Linked DNA regions of Homo sapiens: all the other regions are linked to region 1. A link is a loop called in an ENCODE intact Hi-C map of the cell type or tissue named here. Cell type or tissue: PC-9. All regions are shown on one strand. Each heading gives the region's core, and the rest is flanking DNA. Links, peaks and the distances in the headings are about the cores only. Region 1 has its middle 68 kb from the start of SMYD2. Region 2 has its middle 41 kb from the start of KCTD3. Region 3 overlaps KCNK2 (potassium two pore domain channel subfamily K member 2).

Evidence for each region. Hi-C counts contacts between places; a loop is a spot of excess contacts. Peaks named below come from ENCODE experiments on the same cell type or tissue, not always from the same donor. Only the 100,000 strongest peaks of a DNase experiment are listed, where the experiment ranks them.
Region 2: a loop joins it to region 1, with 8 times the contacts of the local background. A loop is called at or near these places in 20 of 110 quality-filtered maps.
Region 3: it touches region 1 in a loop (4-fold over the local background); 2 of 110 quality-filtered maps call a loop at or near these places.

The regions. Positions count from the first base shown.
Region 1 is chr1:214,210,054-214,217,249 of GRCh38, reverse strand. No RefSeq gene overlaps it. Among named protein-coding and RNA genes, the nearest start is that of SMYD2, 68 kb to the left of the region's middle. In PC-9, for the core only: CTCF peaks have their summits at 2,956 and 3,156 (motif pointing left); DNase peaks (open chromatin) are centred at 2,689 and 3,899; H3K27ac peaks cover 2,050 bases.
Region 2 is chr1:215,523,148-215,530,343 of GRCh38, reverse strand. No RefSeq gene overlaps it. Among named protein-coding and RNA genes, the nearest start is that of KCTD3, 41 kb to the left of the region's middle. In PC-9, for the core only: CTCF peaks have their summits at 3,406 and 3,605 (motif pointing right); no DNase peak of the experiment used is centred there.
Region 3 is chr1:215,143,159-215,150,354 of GRCh38, reverse strand. The region is part of intron 3 of KCNK2 (potassium two pore domain channel subfamily K member 2); the gene reads right to left. Among named protein-coding and RNA genes, the nearest start is that of KCNK2, 64 kb to the right of the region's middle. In PC-9, for the core only: a CTCF peak has its summit at 3,903; a DNase peak (open chromatin) is centred at 3,924.

The sequences.
Region 1 (7,196 bases), core at 944-5,943:
ACTTTTGGAATACTGCTATTTGGGAACTACTTTCATGCCATTTCATTGCTCAAGAAAGATCCTGGTTAAATTTCCAAATTTAGAGATAGTCCTTATGCTTTCATCACTTTGTAGTTTAATTCTAGACAGAAAACCCACAGCTCTGAAGATAAGCATGCTACCTGAATAACCAGGCTGCCTGAAATCCTGCCTAACCCTGGAAGCATTGCAGTTGCATGAGTACAAAAGGAGGGAATTCCCCTGAAGGCAAAAATGAAGTCTGTCTGGTCCTGCTGAATACCTATGTCTGGCCCAGCACCTGGCACATAGTGCATGCTCAATAAATATTTGTTCAGTGAAGGAGAACAAACAGCAAATGCAATTTAATAACTCTCCCCAGTCCTTGAAAATGTTCCTGTCTGCATCACATTCTGACACAGCTGGTATCTAATGGACAGCCATTAGGTACAAGGGCTCCATGTTTCACATTTGCCAATTCATCGAATCCTTCTAGCCATCCTGTGGTATTGCTTAAAAAATCAAATCTAACAATTACAGTTTTCTCACCAGACTTGAGTAGAATATGCTTGCTAAACTTGTCCCAAACTTTTCCTGTAGTGTCAGGTTTTACCTACAAAAATTCAAGGCAGGCTGGGGCAAAATTTCTTTAGCAGCCTGGAAGCTCAACACATTTCCCTGTTACAGCGTAACAACAGAGTAGTTCTCTGGGGCGTTATCTGCTTTTAAAGTTAAAAAATATTGTAAAAGTATCAATATGCTTTGCCAAACATTCAAACCATACAGAAGCATATTTAAGCAAATACGTTACATGCCTGGTCTCTTCTCTCTTCCCCAGACCTTTCTCTGTGAACTTCATTCACCATAGGTGGCTACCACAGCCACCCATCACCTTCAGATGCTTCCCTGAACTCCTTCTGGGCCTTTCCCTAAGAGCATAGTATTCACATTGCTTTGCAACCTTGGTTTTTTAATTTAACCATATGTTGTGGACATCTTCCAGGTCAGTACATTTGATTTAACTCATTCTTTTTATCGGCTGCCAAGCAGTGATGAGCTGCCAGTACCTAACATTTGTTGAATGTGTCTATGTACCAAGTACCAGGTGTCATTTTTATTTTATTCTCACAAAAACCATATGAGATAGGTACTTTTTTCTATCCTATTTTTGTATGAGGAAACTGAGGGTTTTAAAAAATTATAATCCACTTAACTAGTCCCTATTAAGGCATAGTTAATTGAATATATATTTATACACACATACACACATCTGTAGGGTAAGTCCTGGATTCATTCATCCCACACTGATTTTTGAGAGCCCACTATGTGCCAAGAAATGTGGTAGGCACTAGGAATGCTGTGTTGAAGACAATATAGATCCTGCTTCAGTGGCGCTTATACAGTAGTGCCTAGACAGGCAAGAGTCATGACATCAGGTGGTGACGTAAGCTAAGAACAATAAGACAGTGGAGGGAATGGAGAGTGACAGAGTTACTATTCCAGAGTGTGTGGTCAGGAAAGACTTCTCTGGTGAGAGACTTGATGAAGCAAGGGAGAGAACATTCTGGAACAGGAAATCAAAGATGGAAATGTGGCAGGTTCAAGGACAGAAGAGCATATCAAGGATAACTCCAGGGTTCCGGGACTTCACTAATATGCTGAGTGGCAGGGCCATTTACTAAGAGGGGATGGGGAGCAGGAGCAGTTTTGAGAAGGTAGGGGAAAGGAAAAAGAATTCCATCGTGGACTGATGTTTGCTGTGTTTATTACACATCCAAAGGGAGGTGTTCAGAAAGGAGCCTGGGGTGCAGAGGAGAGGTCAGGGCTGGAGACTTAATTTGGCCACTGTCAGTCTATGAGACATGTTGAAAGATACAGGACTGACTGAGTGCACCTGAGTGAGGGAGGCAGAGAAGACCAGAATTTCTAAGTCAAGGAAATGCAAACATATTCCTAAATGTTGTCAAATTGTTCTTGAAAAAGTTTTGCCAACTTATACTTACCAATACCCCAGGAGAAGGCTGACTCCATACCCAGGGGTGAAAAATAAACTATTGTTTCCATTTAAATTTGTATTTATTTACTATGAATTAAATTGAGCACATTTCCAATGTTTCATTGGCCCTTTGCTCCATTTTATCCTGTGATATGCCTCTTCATGCCGTTTGCCCATCTGATCAATTGATAAGAATATTGATTTACAGGATTTATTGATCTATACATTTATTGATTTATAAGAGCTCTTAGAATATTTATATTTAAGAACATTAATTCTTTGTCATATGTTTTACAGCTTTTTATTTTTTCTTCTGATTTTCAAAGTGCTTTTTGAAGTTCAGATGATTAAAAGTTTTATGTAGTCAAGTCTAATAATATCTTTTCCTTTTAAAGCTTCTGAGTTCAATACTTAGAGCGGTCTTTTAAAATCTAAGACGGCAATAGGATTCCCCAGGTTTTCTTGTAATTAAAAGTTTCCAGTGTGTCTGATTTCTCTTATTTTCACTGCAGAATTACTCAGCAAAGGAATCCATGGAACTAATTTCTTTTTAGGCTCATTTGGCAACAGTTTGCTGCTGGTGAAGCAGGAGGAGGTTAAATAGCAGCTGCCAAGCTTTTGGTTGTGCCCAGAGCCCAGCACACGATAGGTGCTTAACATATCTTTACTGAAGGAATGCTTTGCTGGCTTTTGTTTTAACATGGGTAAAACTCTTCATAGTTGCCAAGTACTTCCCTGATGTTATCTCTTCCGAAGCTCCAGCCTTTCCTGCAGTAGAAAAAGGGGCCGGGGAGGAGGCCAGGGTGACTTGGTCAGCACTGACCAGAGCTAGGGACGACAGCTTTATAGAGGAAACGCCTCGCAGACGCCACTGGGGCAGTTCCTCTTCACCTTTCTTGGATTTGGTGACTGGAGAATTTCAAATACACAATTGCAGTTTCTACTCTGGAGCTCGCTTTGAGGAAGGAGAAAGTGTTTGCTACTCTAAACGAAATATATTGTAGGCAAAATGCATTTTGTTTTGCAAGCAGGGAGCTAGTGTGTGTGTGTGTGTGTGTGTGTGTGTGTGTGTGTGTGTGTGTGTGGTGGGGGGGGGGGTCCCAGTTTCCAGTCCTTTTCTTGTCACTTTCTGCCATCTACTGGCCATAGCACAAAATACTCTGGAATGACTTCAATGATGCCTATGAAGAAAGAGGCTTTATTCCTGTACGTTCTCAACCTGAAATGTAATTTCCCAGATAAATTTTGCCATAATTCACCAGGATCCAACATTTATTTTTTTCAAAATAACAGTTCTGTGAAGGGACTGAATTATTTGAGCAATGACTTTATTATTTTTGTTCCTTTGTCTGAGAAGCAGTATTTGAACTCTGACCACCTGAGTTTAAATATTGGCTGTATAATTTATTGTCTGTGTGACCTTCAGCAAGAAACTCAACCCCTCAGTGCCTTATTCTCCTCATTTGCAATGTGGATTTGATACTAGATCTTGCCTCTTAGGGTTTTGCTTAGATTACGTTGAGTTCTCAAATATAAAGCATATAGTATCTTGCACTGCAAGAGTACTCCATAAATGTTATCTGTTATTTGCTTGAAATCTATGTGAGTTTAGGTAGGCATTACTCTGGGACATAGAGAATTCCATAAATTAGGTATTTATAACCTATGCCCAATATTTGTGTACCAATTTTGTTTCCAAACTGCTTGCATTTTAACTCTGGAAATTCAGCCCAAAAACAGCAGCCTCTGTTCTGGAGCCCTCTTTATTACCTCCTGCTGGAATAATCCATATTACCTCTGAGCTCCCATAGCCCAGTATCTGGTCCTCTCTTGGACTGACGATTTCACCTTGGAATGTGAACTTGTCTCGCCTTGTACATTGCCTGGGTCCCTGAGGGTAAGACGCAGTCTGATTCATCATTATCTCTCACAGTCTCCCTTACACTATGTTATTCAGCAACTACTCAACAAATATTTGTTGAAAAGCCGAATGAATAATCTCATTTGATTCTCCCAGGAATCCTGAGTCAGGTACAGCAGATATGAATTGTGCACACTGAATAGATGAGGAATTGTGAGACTTGCCCCAGATGAGATGGAATGGGGCTAGAATTCAAGGCTGGGGAGAGTCTGTGACATGCCAAGAATGTGCATGAAAGAGAATCAAGGGAGCAACATAGAGGAAAAGGCTCATCCCCAGCCCGTATGCAATGGAGCTACACACTGAAGAATAATTTTGGTGGGGCTAGGAGGAAGGGTTTCGTGTCTGAAGCTGATCTTCTGGCTGTCATGCCTCATCCAAGTCCCACGGAACTGCATTTTCATAGTCCAGTGCCAACTTCCACATTTCCACTGTCTCATCAATGATTGTCAGTCTCATGACTAATGCTTTGGGACTAGATGTCAAAATATTTATTTCTCAAAATCACTTATGATTGTCAAGGGGCCACAGAACCCCTTCAGAATATCCCTGTTACTTATGATTAGGTACAAAGATCCTAGCTTTACTGGGAGTCAGGGACCATGAAGATGTCTCTATTCTATTATTCTCTATTACATTTTCATCCTTTGCTTCCACAGACGAAGGCCAAGTGAGTCTCTCCTGATGATGTTCAACCTTCATTCAACAAGTTGAATAATTACAACAAGCCATAATTACTGTTGTACATGTGTACAACAAGTGCCTATGGAGCACCTGCTAGGGGCCATGTTATGCTGGGTGCACAGGGAAGATGTGGTCCTTGTCCTCTTGCTTACAACCAGGAGGAAAGCCAATTGCACATATGAGCCATTGATATCAGTCAGCCTGGAGAGTTTGATTTTAACTGGATAACTCAATCTAAACATTTTTTTTTAAGTAGAACTCTTTGGGTGATTTCAGACATACAGAGGCTGACTGGCCAAGGAATCTATTCCTCTTTCTAATATTAGAAAGGAATATATTCTTAGGAATCTATTCTTCTATCTAATATTTATTGTCTTTAGGCTCACTTTTGCATTCTTTCGTAAAAGGTGGCCAAGTATCAAGAAAAGGCAACCCTTTCCCACACCTGCAGCTACTAGCTGGTCATCACCCCAAAGAGAAGGCCTCTAGCTGAGAATAAAAGTGGTACATCTTTACAGTCTAACAGATACCCTTCCCTTGTGTCAGAAACCATATCTCAGATTTGTAGGGAGGTGAGACTACATAGCTAGGAGATATTATGGATCCTAGTGAAACATTCTAACCCCAGTAGTAGGGGTAGCACATGACAGTGTTAGGACCTGATGAGACATTATTGTCCCTCTGGAACCTGGGGCTGCTGGAGAAATTGGCCTGTATCCCCCAAGGACACCTTAGCTGTGGAGGTTACATGGGGTTCTCAGCCCAGCCAACAGACACTGTACATGTCAGCAGTGGTGTGATGCCAGCTCTTGGGTGTGGCAGATGGGACAAAGAAAGTGGAGGGTTTTCTCCTCTGTCCAGCTCTCTTAAGTAACTAAACTTTGGCCCCCAATTCCCCGACCCCCACTGCTGATTTTCTGTAGCCCATCCAAGCAAATGAGATCAGAGAACCAAACCAGACCAGAAATGTGATATCTTTTTCCTCCCTATTCCTCATCTACCAGAGCTCTATGATTTTCACCAGTCTAGCCAGGAGAGAGAGCTCTGAATGAAGAGTAACTGAGACAATAATATTCAAGTATCCTAGACCATGCTAAATCTCTAGAGCTGGGTAATGTAAGTGTTTGGCTTTCAGCAGAGCAAAGTGGAAAAATGTGAGGCAGACAGAAGGTGTTTGAATCTCCCACTGTTAGCTTGGTAGCCACAGGCAAGTCATTCACCTTTGCATTTGTTTCCTCATTCGAAAAATGGAAATGCTAATATATCCCTTTCAGATCCATTATAAGGATTAAAAATGTATAAAGCATGGAGCATAATACAGCATCTATTATTATTGTGAAGAATATGTTGTCTTGCCCTCAAGAGACTTGTAGTGTAGTTTGGAGAACTAAGACCATCACAATAACAATCACAAGAATGTGGTCTGTAACAAACAAATGCCTGCGCAAGTCAGATAGAAATTGAAAGTAGGGAGAAAATTATCCCACCAATTCCACTACACCTGCTCAGTTTTGTCCAAATACATTTATTAAACATTTACCATGTAGCAGGCTATATTGTCATAGTTGTGTAATTTACAGGTTCAGGAGTAGTGCAATTTACAGGTTCAGAAAGACCTGGCTTTGAATCCTGTCTCTACCATTTACCAGAGGTATGACTTTGGCCATTACTTAAACTCTCTGGCTTTGGCCATTACTTAAACTCTGAGTTTATTACCGAGTGTCCTCATCTGTAGGATAGGGTTGTTAATAGTACCTGGCTCACAGGTTGCTGTGAGTAATAAATGAATTAATGTATATAATATATATTATATATATATACTGTAAGTAGTAAATATATAAGTATATAAGTATATATAATACTGAGTTATAAATGAATTAATATATGTAAAGGAAACAGCAAAGTCCCTGACACATTGTAAGTGCTCAATGAACAGTTGCTGCTATCATCATCGTCATCATCATTATCATCATCACCACCACCACCACCAGCACCACCAGTCCCTATGCTTAATGTCAGGGATTTTAAAAATGAATGATACATTTTCTGCCTTCAAGCACTTCACAGTTCAGTAGGTCCTCGTATTCCATTGAATCCCAGAAGCCTTTGGTAAGTGATCCAGGTGAACATAACCTATTTTTCTAGAACAGAAACAAATTTTGCTTAGGAAATTTGCAATATTTTGACCTAGAGCAGGGCATTGGCTTTTACCCAACGACGTCTGCTTTGGGAATGTGCTTCCCTAGAGCTCCCTGTGAAACTGAGATAGAGATTTGAGTCTTTCCTAGGCCTATTGGTTTTTACAAGAGTGAAATTTATCCTGTTCAGTCCTCATAATTATGCAAGTGAACAGACTTATTTATAGATCAGGAGTCTCAACTTACTGTATCCTTTTATATATATATATATATATTTATGCATAGCTGTGGCTTATATATTCCAGGGTATTCTAGAGTTCCCCAAAAATATGATTGAGCTGCAATTGTACTACATAAGATTAGGAAAGATTGTACTACATTTAATTAGGAAAGTAGCATTTTAGAATTAAAATGCATAAAAGTCATAAAGTGTGCTGCAGAAAAAGGATTTCCTAGTATC
Region 2 (7,196 bases), core at 744-5,743, 1.3 Mb before region 1:
ACCAACAGTAGACAAGTGTTCTAATTTCTCCACATCCTCCAGAACACTTGCTATTTTCGTTTTTTTTTTATCATAGCCATCCTAATGAGTGCAAGGTGGTATCTCATTATAGTTTTAAGTTGCATTTCCTTAATGATTAGAGATGTTCAAAGGCTACATTAAGGAAGTAATTATACTATATATTTCATCTGGTGACCACTTGGGCTGTGAAAACACATTTTTAGGAATAGGTACACTGATTCTGAAAGTGCTATAGCTGATCCACAATATTCTTGGCATGGGGATAATACGTAGAAGGCTAACAGTACACATATTCTTTTAAAGAACATGTATAAAATAAAAGCCCTTTGTCATTAAGAAATTTATGATGTTATTTTGGATTAAAAAACAAATATAAAATACTTTCAGAATTTCTGAATTATATGCTAATGATGATATAAGTTTAGAAAAGGGGAAGATGAGTATGGGCTTGAAAATTTAGGGGTGGATTCGTGCATGACAGCAGAGTTGGAAGACAGTCTAAGTCAGAGTAATCGCATGAACAGAGGTACAGAGATAAAACAGAGCTTTGCTCATCTGGGAGCCATGAGATAACTTACCCACTAGCTAGGAGAAAGTGTGCTAGTCATTCTGCCCAGCTGTTTATTGGTGCATATTACTTACATGTAGGACTATGCTAGATGCTGGGAGAAATACAAAGATGCAGACAAACAACTTTTCTTCATAATACATGCTATCTTGTGGATGGGGCAAGCCACAACTAACTGCATTAAGAGTCAGAATAGCTCAGAGCTTGCCAAAGGGCACAGGCCCTGGAGTTTCCCTGAACAACTCCATCACTCTTGAGGGATGACCTCGGGGAAGATAGTACTTCACTTCTCTAAGCCTTGGTTTCCTTACCTGCGTGCACAGTTGGGGTTAATCTCAACTGGTCTGGATTGTTCATGCTCTTATGCAGGGAGCTACTGACCCTTGGCTAATGCTATAGTACTTATTAACTAAAGACAAATGCTATTCTGTATGGGTCTGTGAGTTGTTCTGGAGCAGGATGTATCAGTGTGTCATCATTGTTTAGAAATAACCGGATTTATGATTTGCATCTGGTTTCAGTAGAGGTTGGGAGCAGGGGGTGATGTTTCAACAGTTAAGGCTGGTCACATAGCTGAGATGTGCCTAGTGACCAGGTTATGGTGAGAGATTCCTTACCAAGAACGGACTTTGGACTTCCAGATGCTGATGGTGGTTTGAGACCTAGAGACTAAGTGAAGTTGGTATGACCCTACCCAGTGGAAAGAGGACAAGGAAACCTGTGCCTAACATTTTGGGACCATTTTGAATGCATGTCCTTCTCCTGCCATTGCCATAGGTATCTCTTGCCTGGTGATGATAAACGGAGCCTTGAGTCCTTTCAGCAATCAGACCCTTAGAATGATTAATGTGTAATTACTGGACTGAAAAATAGTAATAATGATAATCCCCACATTATACTGTTGTATTGAGAAAGAAATAAAACGATCTAGGGCTAGTTCTTGGATTCATGTCTGGCATGTTATAGGTGGTTAATGAATGATTGTTATAATATTTACCAAATAGTGCGTTTGGGATAAAACATGTTTTATCCCAAGCATTCAGAGGCAAAAACCAATCCTACAAATTATAGTGGTAATCGGAAATTTCATAGAAAGGGTGAAATTTCATACTGGCTTTGGATAATGTGTAGAATTCATGTGCAGAAAGAAGTGTAGAGGGACAGACAAAATAGGAGCAAAGTGCAGGATCAGGAAATACAATGGCATTTTTAAGAGACAGGTGAGGATGTAAGCTTGGCCAGAAAGAAAATATTATTAGGAGATGAATCCCCAAAGGTACATGGAGATCTTGTCTGACATTGTTTACAACAGCAAAAATTGGAGAAAATCCCAAATTCACATCCTCAAAGACAGTAGATGAATGATCTGTTATAGTCACACAAAATACTATAATGCGACACTCAGTGAATGAACTGTGATGATGTGCAGCAACACAGAGGAATCCTAACATAATATTGAGATAAATAACTAAAATAAAAATATATGCCTTTAAAAAACAGATAGACAGATCGAATAAGACCATGTTAAAAAGAGAGAGAAGGAAAATGCACACCATATTTAGGATGGTAGTTACCTTGGGAAAGGGGTAGCAGATAGAAGGGATGGGGACCACACAGCTAGATGTGACTGATTGCCAAAGTTTCAGCTTCCATATTGGCTGTTAGGTCCACAGGTGCTTGTTACATTATTAAAATACACACATACGTACATGCATAATTAATGGAGGAGAGATATGCAGAAACCATCAATAAGTGTGCCATGAGCCAAGGATTAAGATTAATACAATTCTGTGATCTTGAGGTCCCTCAGAGAAAAAAAAATACAAATAAAAGCAAAAGCAGGCCAGATGCAGCGCTCATGCCTGTAATCCCAGCACTTTGGGAGGCCAAGGCAGGAGGATCTCCAGAGGCCAGGAGCTCAAGACCAGCCTGCACAACAGAGTGAGACCTCTGTCTCTACAAAAAGATTTAAAAATTAGCTGAGTGTCATTGTGCAGTAGTAGCAGTAGTCCCAGCTATTCGGGAGGCTGAGGCGGGAGGCTAGCTTGAGCCTAGGAGTTTGAGGTTACAGTGAGCTATGATTATGCCACTGCCCTCCAGCCTGGGCAACAGAGCGAGAAGCTGTTTGAAAGGGAAAAAAAAGCAAAAGCACATAAATGTTTTTCTAACCCACACAATCCAAAATATTTATACTTTGTATACTTAATATTTGAAAAAATATTTATATACTTTAATATACTTAATATTTGAGAAAAATGGAATCCATCTCTGCAGCAGAGCATAATCCTCCCCAAACCTTCAATTTGCTACCTTTTATTTTACATTTCCCTTCAGCTAGACAATGGAAGATGTGAGTTTATTGCTGAACCAAAGTGCGAAATACACTTCCATCATGTTAAACTACTGAGATTTAAGAGTTGGGTTTGTTACTCCATCATTAAGTAGCCTGTACTGACTAATTCATCTACATTATGAAGACCTTATGCATTTCACATTCCAAACTTACAAAACAGATGTTACTCACATCACATAAAGAACTTGTAACTTTATCAACAGAGTTAATGATAAAATAATCATCTTTAATGCATCAAGAGAAAAGAACACCAGAACTGAAGTCATCCTGACAAGTTAATTCTTTGCATGGTGGTGTTAGGTGAAATTACTGACCCTGTTATGTTTCCATTTCTTTATGTATAAAATGGAATAATAGTAAAAGTTTTTATTTTTTTACAATGTGGCTCTGAATATTGAATGAGACAAGGTGTATGAAAGCTTTAACAAATATGGCCTTCTTTTGAGGATCTTATTTTTCTTTGGAGACACTACCTCCTTGAGAACCAACAGGCCAAATAAAATTAAATTGTTATATCCTCCAATAGTTAAAAGTAAATGAGAAATTATTAACTATTAATGAACAGAAACATATTGATTTGGTATATAACAGATTAACAAATATTTTTAAGAAATATAACGAATACATGTAAGTGAATTTCTCAATTTGACCACTAGATGGAAGCATTCTCCCAAAAATTGTGCACCTTTTTTAGGCCGTTTGTCTTCTAATGCAAACACGGTACCTCTCCAATGCAATAGCTTGAAGACACGTCTTACACTTAGGAATAAACACATAATAGGATATCCCTGGATCACAATAATGTAATGCATGATTTTTAAAAAGTGATTCAACCATTCTTTTCCTTGTTTTATTTTCTGCTGCAAAACACTTTAAAGATACACGATAACAAAACAGAGTAATGGAAAAGACATAATGGAGACCTAGAAATGGCCTACCAAACACACTAGACAGAATCACCTCCCAGTTTCTAACATTGTTTTCAACCACACCTTTACTTGTTATCCTTGGGCTTGGAATTTCTTGAGATCCTGTTTCCCAGGTGTTACCTTCTTGGTCAGGTCTTCCACTTCCCCTTTATCCTAAGGGCAGAGAAGACCATCTCCTCTGTGATTCTTCCCTACATCTCTGCACCCTGCGTGCACATCTCCAGTACAGCACGAGCCCATTGTCCAATAGTTTATTCATGTGTCTGTCTCCCAATCTCTCTGGGCACTTCTGAGCACAGGGAATGGGGTCTTTAGCCTGGCAGAGGTGCCTGTTACATACAGGGAACCAATAGCAGTTTGCTGAATGAACCTTAATCTTACCTGAATATGTATAAACACTGCTACCCATTGGACTAAGATATTGTCTGACTGGTCCAAAATGTATCAAAAAAAGCTGTCTTCTTCTTCCTCTCCACACTTTTCCAATGTTGTCCGCACCCACCCAGATGCAAGTGTTAAAACAATGCTTAAAGACAAAGTTTTAAACTTCCTAAGTTAATTACATTGTTTTTGTGAATGTGGAAAACGTTTTTAAGTTTAAAGTCATTATGTTAATTTTATGACAATAATGTAATATAGAATATGTAGACAATCTTATTTAAGAACTTTCTAGAACTTATTTTATGGTTAAAAACTAATGACGTAAGCAAAACCAAATATGGTGAGTTATGGAAATTGAAGAGCATCTGAAAAGTGCATGAAATATACCATCTTGATGATCCTTTTTTTTTTTTTTTGAGACAGAGTCTCGCTCTTGCTGTGTTGCCCAGGCTGGAGTGCAATGGTGCGATCTTGGCTCACTGCAACCTCCATTTCCCAGGTTCAAGCAATTCTCCTGCCTCAGCCTCCTGAGTAGCTGGGACTACAGGCACCTGCCACCACTCCGGGCTAATTTTTGTATTTTTAGTAGAGACGGGGTTTCACCGAGTTAGCCAGGATGGTCTCGATCTCCTGACCTCGTGATCTGCCTACCTCGGCCTCCCAAAGTGCTGGGATTACAGGCATGAGCCACTGCGCCAGGACCTTGATGATGCTTTTAAGAACATCTTATGAAGTTAGAATTTTCACCTACTTCACAAGAGGTAGTTTTCTTTTCTTCTAGCCAATTTTAAAAAGCTAACTAATCTAAGCTTGTTATAATGCTAAGTCCTGTGAGCTATCTTGATTTCCTTTGTGTACAACATTTGAAGGTTTTTATTAAGATTTATCTAATATCAGTAATTACTATAAAATTGTATTTAAAAGCTACCTTTTTGGGAATGTAAATTAGTTCAGCCACGTGGAACGCAGTATGGGGATTTCCCAAAGAACTTGAAACAGAGCTACCATTTGAACCACAATTCCATTATTGAATATATATTCAAAGGAATATAAATCATTCTAGCATAAAGACACGTACATCTGTATATTCATCCCCATGCATCACAATAGCAAAGACGTGGGATCAAGCTAGGTGCCCATCAATGGTGGATTAGGTAAAGAAAATGTGGTACGTATACATCATGGAGTACTAAACAGCCATAAAAAGAATGACATCATATCCTTTGCAGCAACATGGATGGAGCCGGAGGCCATAATTCTAAGCAAATTAATGCAGGAACGGAACACCAAATACCTCATGTTCTCACTTATAAGTGGGAGGTAAACACTGAGCGCCCATGCACATAAACGTGGGAACAATAGACACTGAAAACTACTAGAAGGGGAGGGAGGAGGGCATGGGTCAAAAACCACCTATTGGGCACTGTGCTCACTATGTGAGTGCAATATACCCATATAACAAACCTGCACATGTAGCCCCACATTTAAAGTAAAAGTTGAGGATAAGGGAAAACTTCCTATACCACAGATTCTGTTTTAACACATGTAAAATACATATATTATATATGGTGAAGGGTCTTCACTAGACCAAGAATATAATTTGCATCCTTAAGGGAGTGCATACCAATAAGAAATTGATCATTAGTATTTTTCAGGCTGACATAAAAATCCCAATTTTGAATGAATAATTTAAGCAGGCATTTTAGCTTAGGTTACAGTTACAGTGTTTACTGGATTTTCTTTACTCCTAGTAATTCTTAGTCTATTGTGGAAGCATTTTCATATTGTGGTGGTAGCAAGGAAGTAATAAAAACACTAATGTTTATAGTGCTTCACAGTCTGTAAAAAGATCTGTTATGGACTATATTTCATTTGATTGATACAACAGTCTCCAAAGATAGGCACGGCAAATACCATTTCCTTTTTCTATTTATGAAAAAGAACTAGAACTTACGGATTTAAGTGACTTGCTTAATAGCACACAATTAATCATGTGACAGAGCTTAGTTGGCAGCCCTGGACTTCTGACCCCTAATCCCACATGTTCTTGTATTCATCAAGATGTACTCACAAGGACCCAGAAGCTGAAGGTTTAGTCTCATCTCTGTCATTTAAGTGCCTTATAAACATTAACAGCCAGATATTTTGAGTTTCAGTTTTTCTTGTTTAAAAAATGAAGGTTTTAATATCTGTCCTTTGTAATTGACAAGATAGCTATGAAGTACTTTGTGAGCTATTAAAGTGGTCTATTGAAAATATATGCGTGAGCAATATAACTGATTGTGTAGACCTGTGAAGTCAGGATCATTGATATTGGTAGAGAAGGGAGTTTTTTAGATTACAGAAGTCTTAGCTTGGATTATCGGTTATTCAAAGCACAGGAACTGAAATAAATTATCAATTGTAACCACACTGTGGCACTACTTACTCACGTAAGATTTTTCATTTCAAATTTTCTCCCTAAATTGAACTTTATAAAATGGAATATCACACTATGCCTGAGGAATTCATTGTGTTTTCTTACATATCTCTAAGTATTTTAATTATTTACTACAAACTTTCATAAAGATTAACGTAGTAGTTCCAAAAAATTGAAAAGTAGAAAATTATCGTCTTGATATTCTGATACCAAATTCAGAAAACATTGTAGCTTCTCGCTTTGATTGTGTTAGAGTGTGCGTGCCCATGTATGCCCAAAGCTGCTGAGTAATACAAGTACAAACTCCAGAAGACTTTAGCAAACTGCTTGACTATTATTCCCCTTAAACCTGGCATTAACCAGCTGATTTGGTTCCCAGAGGTGCACTGCCCCAGTCATATGCTATAATGAGTTGTCAAACGCATGACTTACCAGGAACAGAAACAAAATGATAGGCTTAACTGAGGAGAGATGGACTCAAAGAACAAATAAAACTTACTGAGGGCATATTATATTCAAATTACT
Region 3 (7,196 bases), core at 1,457-6,456, 930 kb before region 1:
CAAGCAACAGGCAAAATACACATAAGATAACAAATAGAATACAAATAAGTTAACCAAACCGAAATATTTCCCTATTGGTCCCCTCTGATTATGTTACTTTCCTTGCTTCAAATGCACATTCTCCCATGCCCCCTGCTCTTACCTGGCTCATGCCTAAGAATTATTTTGTTGTTACTTGGGTTAGATATCAATTCTCCAAGAAGCCATCTTTAAGCCCTCAATACATAGTCCCAAGACTGGATCTGAACCCCTCCTGCATGCAGGGTTCCCTTTACTAAGACTGATCTTACTAGATCATAACGATCAGTTCTATAATCAGAAGTTCCGTAAGGTCAGGGGCCATGTTTTAGTCATCATGATAGCCCTGGTATTCCCACTGGATATCTAAACAATACCTAAATGCTTCCTAAAGTTATCTTCCTACAGTCTATGCTTCGTGGTAGCCCTCTCTTCATTCTACTCAGGCAGTCTCTCATCTTGAATGTTGAGGTTTTCAAGAATACCTGATAAAGTTTCAGAGTGTGGACCTAATTGTCAAACAGCTTTTCAATGTGGCCTTCACTGAAATGGTGGGGTTAAGAAAAATATTACATGAAGATATCCCACTAGTGACTCCTGATTATCTTTCAAAATCTCTTCTGCACATGAGTTTTATCTGCACTTCGTACTTATTGAGTTAACTTCTGATTAGCATGCTTCCTTTAAAAATAATCGTACTAGCTTATTTCATGTTCCTCCCTTTAGTAATTCAGAGTTTTGACCTTAGCGAAAGGCTAGCAGATAACTATGGCCATAACTCACTTTGTCTTGCCATTCTTTGTTAGTGACCTTTTTCTTTAACACCTCATGGGTTGCATTACAACACTTTCTTCATAAAGTATCTTTTCATAGAAGATTGTCTCTTCTCCAGCATCCCTATGCCCACTGACAGATGTGCCGAGGAAGTCTCCTAACTCTGTGTGCTCTGGGGAATACCTTAATCTTTTCCTTCTCCCGAACACTCATGGCATCTATCACCACCATTTGATTATGTTTAAATAACATAAATTGTCACCACAGGGCCAGAGCTCCTGAATCTCACTCATCCTCAGACGACAGAAGGCTTTGTAGGCAATGAGGCAGACCTCCTTACCACCACAACCCCTCCATTCTCCTTCCCTGCTTCCTAGCAGTTCCACCGCCACTACCTCAAAGCATTAAAACAGCCTGTCTGTGTTTTTTCTCACACAAATCCATCTCCTAATAACCAACTCTTTCTAAAGCGCAGCTTCAGTTTTGATATTCTGTAGTTTCAAAACCCTTAAGTGTTCCAAAATCGTTCAGCACAAATCATCACTCCCCTTGTGCCAAGACTCCCCGGTGTACCATTGCTCTCTACCTTTTAGAAACTTCAGAGTCATCATTACTCGCTGAAAAAAATAAGCTGAACTTTCCCGATTCCTTCATTTTTATGTTGTTTTCTCCCTCTAGCTGACACAAGGGTGGACCTTCAATTATCGTGTTGAAATCCTGTCTGTCCTTTCCTCCCACCTCACACCACTTTCACACACAGTCATTCCTTACCCTTTCAACCAGCTGTGATCTTGCCTTCTTTCAACATACATAGTACTTTTCTGCCATTAGAGGAACTATGTATTACTCTAACGTGAACTCTCATCATTCGGTTACAGGCTTTGTCTCTCTTCTTAATCATAAACTTGTTGGGAGCAGAGAATCTCTGGGAATTATTTTTCTTTCCTTTATATATCTTGTATAGGGATTTGCTCAGAGCAGATATGCAAGAAAATATGCTGAATTGAAAAGAGCAATCTATAGGTTTTTATTAATACCGCATATTTTAATTGAATAGACATATTCAGATCTAGATAGTTCTACTGTTCTAATTACTTGTACTCATTTTTATTTTATTCTGGACAGCAAGGAAAAGCAAAATTATTGATACGTACATATTTAAAAAAAACACCCTTAAAAATAATTAATGTACAGGCATGGTGGGTCATGCCTGTAATCTCAGCACTTTGGGAGGTTGAGGCAGGTGGATCACTTGAGCCCAGGAGTTCAAGACCAGCCTGGGCAACGTGGAGAAACCCCATCTTTGAAAAAAAAAATTAGCCAGGTGTGGTGGTATGCACCTGCAGTCCCAGTAGCTCAAGAGGCTAAGGTGGGAGGATTGCTTGAGCTCATGAAGTTGAGGCTGCAGTGAGCCATGATCACACCACTGCATCTCCCGCCTGGGCAACAGAGCAAGACCCTGCCAAAAAAAAAAAAAAAAAAGGAAAAGAAAATAAAAAAATAATAATTAAAATATCATTTCAATACAGAACCATTTAAATTACTTTAGAGGCAGAAAAACAACATTAATAATACAGGGCAAAAGAGTTGAAAGTAGGATGAGAAAAAAGAGCAACATACATTTAGGAGATGCCCTCAATAAGCAACCTAAAAAGAGCAAACCTTTTAGAAATCAGAGTGAAATGACAATCACATCTCGTGTTTTTGTTTGTTTGTTTTTTGTTTTTTGAGACAGAGTCTCACTCTGTCACCCAGGCTGGAGTGCAATGGTGCAATCTCAGCTCACTGCAACTTCCATTTCCTGAGTTCAAGCAATTATCCTACCTCAGCCTCCCAAGTAGCTCAGATTACAGGCACCTGCCACCACACCCAGCTAATGTTTGTGTTTTTGTTAGTATAGACAGGGTCTCACCATGTTGGCCAGGCTGGTCCCGAATTTCTGACCTCAGGTGATCCGCCCGCCTCAGCTTCCCAAAGTGCTGGGATTACAGGCATGAGCCACTGCGCCAGGCCACATCTCGTGTTTTTAGAAAAGTGAGTCAAAGCTACTGTTATGCAGAGGAAAGAGCCTAATCAAACACTGAAGAAGAAATATGATTCCAGAAAAATATGATTCTAATTACAAGACAATATCTTTGTGAAAAGATCTGTTCATTTTAGAATTTTCACACATCGTACACTGTTCCTCTATAACACCAGTTTTAAACTAAGGATCCATAGCAAAATCATATATGGAACTTTAAAAATCCACTTCAGAACAACTAAATTATTTTCTTCTGGAAAGGGAGGATGGTACATGTGCATTTTAAAATACCTACAGAGGTGATTCTGATTCATGCCCCTGTCATAGATGCAAGGTTTATGGGTCGCAAGCTATATGAGGCTCTGTAGGAAAAAAAATGAATAAAAATTAAAAAGAAGACCCATACAAATGAGGAGTCTTAATTTTCAGTCTCGAGGTAAACCTGCCTCTGTCTCTTTGTACATAGAACAATATTGATTAGATTTATCTCTTCTAGACAGCTATGACATCACTCTATTACTATATTTTCATCAATAATAAAATAATTTTCATTACCAATAAAAAGGGTAATTGCGAATATTTCTTGAATGCTCACAATCTCACTGCATATCAGATACCATGCTGATCCCTTCATGTGTACGCTTATTTTAACTTGCTCAACAATCCTACGAGGTTTAAGTACAACTAGTTATCCCCACTCTCTGAATGTGGAAAGTGAGATTTACTGAAGTGAAGTAATGTGTACAAAGTTAAACAATTGTTAAATGTTAAAGCTGAGATTTAAACTATTAATTCAGTTGCTTGGAGCAAGTGTTTGAGATTAAGGCGAGAGATATGGGTCCTCAAACTTAGCGTTTTTCTCAGTTGCATAACTACAACATATAAATCTGGTTTGGGACATGCCATTCTGCAAATATGCACTGTTTTACCTTGTCAGACTGGGAAAGTATGTATATATAGGTGCATCAAAACAAATGCATTGATTAAAGTAGGTAAATCAAAGGGATGTTTTGACATTTTGTGTCAACTTTAAGTGATCAAACTTCCTCTTGGCCCAGAAACAACCGCGCCTGCAGTTCAAACAGTATTTCACAAGATGGCTCCCTTGCTATTTTTAGTTGCAACTTACATAATAAAATCCTACATGACAGTTGTAAATTTCAAAATCTATAGGAAGTTACAAGTTTCTTATGTTATTTTTTGAATGAGCTTCTACCAAACATTTTTTGGTAGCAAGATACATTCATATAACCTAGAATTGCAGCTAAACGTTGAAGGGCTATTCCTTTGCAAAGAAATTTTGCCAAAGAACAATAATAATCTACCTGTAGATTGTTTCCAAACTTTCCCAGCTGTTTCCTGAATACATTTGAAATGCATGCTGTTCTCATAGTCCTTCTCAGGCTCCACAAGTGTCTCACAGTGAGAATATTTAACTATTCTGGATTTCATTTCGAGTGTTTAAAGATATGCATTTTGTTAATAAAACACGAGCACTAAATATTGGCCAACTATTTTATCTGAAGCTCAAGCCAATCAAGAGAGAACTGTTCAAGGCGTAATAAAATTATATTTCTGTCAATTGCTGTAAATTCATGTGTTATTTAAATACTGATGATCTGATTCTCCTCTTATTCCAAGAGGAGAAGAAAAATAATTCTGTAGCATTAAGGAAATGGAGAACTATTTCTTAGCACAAAATTTGAGTAACTTAAGTTTTCCTGTGTATTGAAAGAGATCATAAATTAGGAATCTGAACTTCTATCACAAAGCACTTTCTGGAAATCACACTTTAAAGAGTATTGTTAAAAGACTTTTCCAATATAATTTGATGTTGTATTCCTGACCAGACTTGGCATCAAACAATAAACCATAAAATCAATAAATAAAAGTCTACTATAGCAGTAAACTGATAGAACTATATAATTCCTCTGTCATCAAATTGTCCTAAAGTAACACATTAGACATAACATATATTTTTTTCATTTTAGAAAGCTGGATCTTGGTGGACATAAGTAATCTAAAGTGCCAAGAAATCCATGCTATCTTTGATTCACAGTAATTTTTCTCAACTGCAAATAGACTTATTCAAATTTATTTTCAAGTGTACTGAAGGTAACGTAGCATAGCAGTTAAGACTTCAGGCTCTAGAGCCCAGGTGTCTTGGTTTAAATCCTAGCTCTGCTACTCTGTCACTGAGAAAGTTACACACTGCTATGTGCCTCAGTCTCCCCATGTATAAAACAGTAAAAGGAATACATAATATAACAAACATAAAGAACTTAGCATGAAGCATGCCACATAGTAAGCAGTCCATGAGTATCAGCCAGCTAAAGTCACTTTCATGGCCACCAAGCATAGCTCAGGTAGTACCACTGAAGCTCAGAATAAGGGTCTGATGTCAATAAAAAATAATGGTGGCAATGATGATGATGCTAATGATGATAGCACTTTCTCTCCTGAAACATATTTCAAGTAAGGAGTGGTTGAGTCAAAATTCTCTTTTCACACTCTTCACTTTGCAGAATACGCAACCATAGAAAACAGCTACTTGATATTCAGTCAAATAATCTGTGAAATGAAGTGCTCTAAATTACTGTTCACCTTTCATTCTCCTAGCCAAACAGACATTAGCAGCTGTGAGAATATTTAATCCTTCATTAGTAAGTGGTATAATAATTTTATGACAGCAAAGCCTGTTATTTTGAAGGCGTTAACTTTGACATCCCTCACAGAATTGCTCGACCGTATCTTGTTTAAGATGGCCTATTAATTTTTATATTCACAATATAAACCACCACGAACTGAGGTGGGAAAAGCCTCTGAATTTTTTAAGCAAAATCATTAAATGTAAGCATAGACACAGCCAATAGAATTCTGACCCCATCACTACACAAAGTGGAAAACTGAGGCCAAAAAAAATGAAATATTGGTGGCAATAAGGCAGAATAGATTGAAGAGATAAAACTCAAGGTTTTCAAGTACTGACTGTCTATATTGAATATAATTTTACTTGAAATAAGGGTGTAAGGAACGAGCCGTGCCTTGACTATTACCTTGTGGTAGCAATTCAAAACTCATCAACTACTGTCTGTCTCAGACAGGAGAGAGAAAGCAAGTGACAGCCAACCCACCTGAATGATGTGTAACTATACAGATCCTGAATCTGAGTGATGACAGCTGAAGTTGGGTCATTTAGATGAAAGGCTACATCACTAAAACCATTAAGGGGCATCGATTAAACTCAATTTAATGCAATATCCATTACCATTTTTAAAATTCATCTCTGGTATGGGATTCGGCTCCCATGTACACTTTTATTTTGACAAATATCTTCAAAATAATTTATTTCTGTATCTTAGTTTTTAAAAGATACACATTAGAAAAAAGGGCATATGTTTACATTTTTAAAAACTGTACCCTCAGCATCAAAAGAGTAATGCCATTTAGCCTAAATATCATACAAGGTTTTCTCACACATGGTAAAGGCAGATATACTTTACTTAATTCAATATTTACAAGTAAACAAAGTGTTGGGAGACACATCAGAGATATAGTCCAGTGTTTTTCATACTGATTTCTTGCAAATTACTTGTAGACAGTAATTTTCCAAAGGTGACGATTTTTACTTGTAGAAAGTGTTTTCCAAAGGCAACAATGGCATAGCCCTTCCACTTAGAAAGATAGGGTCTTAGAACTAAGTCCCTAAACCATTAGGAGGAAAGGCGAACATATATCATCAGTTCACTTAAAATTTGTGGTACAACATAGATACTCTACATTTTTCAAAATGTAATTCAATACAGGTCTGGCTCCCCTGGCCACTAGAGGCAGAGGTCAGAGTTAAGAGGTTATAAGTGCCAACACTACAAGCTAGGCTCTGTAGGCTTAAAACACCACAATGGCATGTGCCTGCTGCATGATTAGGCACATTGTTTAATTTCTCAATGCTTTGGCGTACTTATCCAAAAATGTGAATAATGGAAACAACCACCTTATAGGGTTGTTATAAGAATGAAATTTCATAACATATGTAAAACACTTAAAACCTGGCACATACCACATGCTAAATACTGTTACACAAGAGACCATACAAAAGGCAAGTCTTTCAATCTAATGCCATAATTTTTCTGACCTATGACATTTTAAAACCCACTGATACCAAGGCCTACAATGTTAAGGGCAAATCAAAAGTGGCCCAGCCAGTGTACAAAGGCAAATCTGTGTGACCTCAAAGTCCTGCCCTCCTATAGAAACAGGCAGCCTTCCCTTGGATACAAAACACTTCCACTTCTGCCTCACCACAGATACACTTACACAGACACACACACGCATAGCACATGCACAAATAGATCTATTTATCTGTTTTATACATGTTAGA